Linked DNA regions of Homo sapiens: region 1 is linked to region 2. Evidence: chromatin loops called from intact Hi-C (ENCODE). Cell type or tissue: heart left ventricle. All regions are shown on one strand.

Evidence for each region. Peaks named below come from ENCODE experiments on the same cell type or tissue, not always from the same donor. Only the 100,000 strongest peaks of a DNase experiment are listed, where the experiment ranks them.
Region 1: it touches region 2 in a loop (3-fold over the local background); 32 of 110 quality-filtered maps call a loop at or near these places.

Annotation. Positions count from the first base shown.
Region 1 is chr1:110,547,579-110,550,078 of GRCh38, forward strand. No RefSeq gene overlaps it. Among named protein-coding and RNA genes, the nearest start is that of KCNA10, 30 kb to the left of the region's middle. In heart left ventricle, a CTCF peak has its summit at 1,027; a DNase peak (open chromatin) is centred at 989.
Region 2 is chr1:110,773,778-110,776,277 of GRCh38, forward strand. LOC105378901 (a long non-coding RNA gene) reads right to left here and starts at 567. Exons shown (of 3, transcript XR_001737801.2): 1 at 412-567. In heart left ventricle, no CTCF peak of the experiment used is centred here; no DNase peak of the experiment used is centred here; H3K4me3 peaks cover 360 bases; H3K27ac peaks cover 694 bases.

The sequences.
Region 1 (2,500 bases), 230 kb before region 2:
TTTACAAGAGGCTCAGAGAGGTTGAGTACCCTACCTCAGGCCACACAGTTGGTAAACCGAGAGGTTGTCCTCCAATGATAACATCTGTGGCATCTACATCCTACTACCCGCTCCCCCGCATTATTACACGTGATCCTCACCATAGCCATGCAAGTGACATGCTGCTGGCCTTGATTTATAACCCCAGAAGCTATGGGAGTTTGGCCCAGCCAGGCTATACTCTTGGGTCATTTCCTCCAGTGGGCACCTCTGGGGGCTTCTGGATAGCCTCTTGCCCTTGGCCTTTCACTATTTGCCCCAGTCCCTCCGCAAACCTTTCTTATCTCCCTCAACCATCTGCTGACCTAATGTTTAAGCCAAAGTGATAATTAACTGGACCCTCCTTTAATGTAAAGATTTATTCAAGGAAGACAAACATAAAAAATACTTGCTTTTATCTGCTCACAGTTTCCTTTGAGAAATAGGAAATGTCCTGTGTCCCCTCACCCCTGAACCTCCATTCCCCAGGGACCAAGGTGGAAAGAATGGGAGACCAGCAGTGAGGTCAGGGCCTCTGGCCTGCCTGTCCTGACTTCTGATCCAGAGCCTTCTACCAACAAGGGACAGCCCTCAGTTTCTCAGGGCCAGGATCTGGTGAGCCATGGAGGTATCTTCCAGTATTGGAAGGAGTGTGCATTGGCCTGGGGACCTGGCCACCTTCCCACTTCTGCCCCTCAGGTCGCAGATGAAGGTGGCCCGGGTTGACCTGCATTATCTGGATCACAGACCTGGGCATGCTGGGGTCAGCAAAGAAGAGCCCATTTGGCTGTGGCAGCTTTGTGGGCAATGGTGGGTGTGGTGGCTTGGAAGAAGGACAGAGAGAAGGAGAAGGGGCAGGAGGTGACCTAGGGCACAAGGAATCAGCAGGGGAGAGAAGGGCAGCTCTGAGTAAATGGGCTTCTGGTTTTCTCTCCCGAGCAGCGCAGGCTCCTGGCCTTTTCAGGCCTTCTTTGCCCACCTGTGGTGAGTGAAGGGAACTGCAACTGCGCTTTCTCTCCACTTGTCATGTTGAAGTCCACACCTGAGTGGACTGGGCCTCAGGTGGCCAAACAAAATAGAGGATGCCCAGTTACAGCTGAAGTCCAGGTAAGCAATGAATGGTTTTTTAGCAGAAGTACAAAAAAGTCATTCATTGCTTGTCTGAAATTCAAACGTAACTGGACATTTTGTATTTTTATTTACAAGATTGGTAACATTACCTGGGGTCTGACAGTAGCCTGGACGGGTCTTCTTCTCGTGGACAGCCTTGGTAAGAGCCTTCAGCACAAGCTGCCCTTAGTAGATATTCACAGGGCATGGGAAGGAGCTATATTTGCAGTAGGCCTCTAAGACCTTTCTGAGCCCCGGAATGCTTTATCCACCTGCAGCCTGAAATTTCATGATGAGTCTTTGGTCAGTTAATAAGTAGTGGGGAGCTGACTGGATGGAAGGCAGATTCATCTGAATAGGTATCTGATAGCAATTGATCAGATGTGTGGGGAAGGGCATATCCTCCTCAGACCTGGGAAGTGAATGTAATAAGACCCACTACACGGGCTTACTGTAAAGATCAAAAGATACAGTGTATGTGAAAGCTACTCGGCATATAGAAAGTGCTCAGTAAATACTAACTGATATCATTTTTAGGGCAAAGCACAGACAGCCGTGGAGAACCCAGAAGGTCCTGGGCAGATAAGGAACTCATCAAGAGAGAAGAAGATGGAACAGAAGGGGAAGGCATCCTGGGAAGTGGCCCTACCTCTCCCTATAGTCGTTACATTGCTGCTGCTGTTCTGGACCCCCTTGAAGGCCTTAGCCTTTACCCTGCCTCCTGTTGTCTGGAAGCCAGGCCCTCAAGGTGGGAGGTGGGGAGCAGGAGCAGGTGGCCAGGGAGATGGAAGGACTTGAGACCTGGGCAGGAGAGGTAGAGAGCCTGGGAATATCAGGACTTGGCCATGACAGATGGTGGGGCTGGGAGGAAGGAGGCATGAAAGATGCAGGAAATCATGGCTACTGTGAAAATGGAAAGGAGAAATATCTTTTAATATATGTGAATATCAGTATAGGATGAGGATTCTATTACATTTAGTATGAGAAAATACCATCTCCTTCAATGCCAGTTATAAATAAAGGAGATGCAGCAAAGTAAGAAGGTATAAACTATAAGAAGGGGCATAGCTATATAAATACAAGAAAAATACAACCAAACACCACCATTTGTGCCTAATTACCATGAATCCCAGAGATGGTAATAAATTCATGGCATATGCATTTTGCCTGACTAGAGTTTAGGGTGGCTATGACATTATACCCTGTCCAGGCAGCCTTAGCCTTCTGAGTGTCAAAGGCATTCTCTCATGCGGTCATTGGTAGCTAACGACACAGTGTTGGTGCTGAGCATTTGCTTTTTAATAGAAGGTGGTGGCCTACATGCAAATGACCATGAGGGAGTTAATCCTCAGCCTTTCCTCAAAGGGACTCT
Region 2 (2,500 bases):
AAGAGAGAGAGAGAAGAGAGAGAGAGGAGAGAGAGAAGAGAGAGAGGTGAGAGAGAAGAGAGAGAGAGGAGAGAGAGAAGAGAGAGAGGTGAGAGAGAAGAGAGGAGAGAGAAGAGAGAGAGAGGAGAGAGAGAAGAGAGAGAGGTGAGAGAGAAGAGAGGAGAGAGGAGAGAGAGAGAGGAAAGGGAGAAAGAGAGGAGAGAGGAGAGATAGGAGAGAGAGGAGAGAGAGGAGAGATAGGAGAGAGAGGAGAGAGGAGAGAGAGAGAGAGAAAGAGAGAGAGAGAGAGAGACAAAGAGAAAGCCTAGCTAAGCTTGCCAGCTTTGGTTCTGAGCAGAACTGTGTGTGGTGGAGATGCAGTGCTCCTTCATGGAGGAGACAGAGACCAATACACGATGCCCCTACTCTCACCCGCCTATCATGTTCATGTTTCCGTCGAAGGCAAATTTTTCAGCTGGGTCTTCTAGCTACAGGGACCCTGCCTCCTGTGTTGGCCAGCCCCTCTGGAAACTTTTCAGGCATCTGCCATAATCCATGTTGACAAGGGAGAGACTCCTCAGGACAGAAATGAAGAGAGAGTCAAAGCCAAGATGGGTGGTTGTGACTTACCGACTTATTTTAACCAGCAAATTTGGGGGCAGTGGCTATTTTGAGCTGTGTCTGAAGGAAGTCTTTCCTGCACATAGGAATGCAAGTGTTGGCAGCCATCACTGTGGCTTCCTAACAATTGTTCCCTCTTTCCTGACATTCTTCCCATCCTGTAGTTCCAGCACTGAGAGTCCTTCCCACTGGGAGACTTGGGTTATGAAAATACTCCCAAAGAGGAAGCTGCTTTTCCAAGTATAGAGGAAGTGGAAAGGCAAGTGTGATCTGGATTCTACCTGGTTCTGTTCCCACATGAATGACTGCCAAGAGTTCCCACCCACTTGCAGCCAGTGCCAGAGTTTCTTTTCAGCCTCCAAAACTCTTGGTTTTCCAAGAAGTTATCCTAAATTAATTCTATTTATGATAGTCCATGATGACACATTAATCATTTGTTCACATCTTTATTCATTTGGCTAACTTTCATTCTACAAACATCTATTCAACAAATATTTATTGAGTGCCTAATATGTGCCACTGCACTGGGAACTATGTCAGGAAGCTTAGAGATTGATTCTAGCATGAACACTTTATTTTATAGTTGAGCATAAAGACCTAGAATTGCTCTATTCAATACAACAGCTACTGGCCACATGCGGCTATTTAAATTTGATTTAATTAAAATTAAAAAGTGGCCAGGCGTGGTGGCTCATGCCTGTAATCTCAGCACTTTGGGAGGCAGAGGTGGGTGGATCACCTGAGGTCAGGAGTTCCAGACCAGCCTGACCAACATGGTGAAACTATGTCTCTACTAAAAAATACAAAAATTAGCCAGAAACTGTGGCGGGTGCCTGTAATCCCAGCTACTAGGGAGGCTGAGGCAGGAGAATTGCTTGAACCTGGGAGGCGGAGGTTGCAGTGAGCCGAGATTGCGCCATTGCACTCCAGCCTCAGTGACAGAGCAAGACTTCATCTCAGGAAAAAAAAAAAATACAAAGTTAGTTTCTGAGTAACAGTCACATTTCAAGTTATCAATAGACTCATGACTACTGGCTGCCACGTTGGACAGTGCAGATCTAGAACATTTTCAGAAAGCTCTATTGGGCCACGATGGCTTAGAGAGTTAAGTAAATTGCCCTCGATCACATAGCCCTTCCAATCAAATTCTGTGAACAGCACAATTTTCTGTATCTTATGTTTCTACTAATTATATAAAAATGAAACTCATTTCTGTGTTGGACATCTCCTCCAGAAACTTCTCAAGCACCTGCCATAATCCATGTCGAGATGAGAAAGTGGGCCTGGTTGTAAACACCAAAATATTTGAAAGAAAATAGAAGAAAAATGGAGACACATGTACAGATATTTAAAAATTATACAGGTAGCTAACTCCAGCTAGAGTAAAATATCCACATGTCTGCCTGATTGTTTTTATTAACAAAACAAGACTTTTAAAATGTTGAAAGCATGGCTTCAATTCTTACCCTAGGCACCTGCCTCTAGTTTGATTGTGGAACCACCCCTTTGGCTTGAGGATTGAGGCAGACTGCTTCAGCAGTGGGTCTGCACAGGACTGTCTTGGATCTTGTTCTTTGCTCTGTATGTCCTGGGTGATTCCATGCCATTTCCAGGCATTAAAACCCATCGATAGGCAGATGATTCCCAAATATACATCTCTCTCCAGGCCTGCTAGCTCCTTGATCTCTGGATGACTTGGACTCTACACTTGGATGCCTAACAGTTATTTCAAGTCCACAAGTCCGAACATAACTCTTGATCTCACCCTGCCCTCAAACCTGCCCCTCCACCGTCTTGCCTTTCCCAACAAATGGTAACCCCTACATCAAGACATTCAAGTGAAAACCTACAGGTCATGCCGGATTCCTTCCTTTCCTTCATGTCACATTTCAAATCCTAT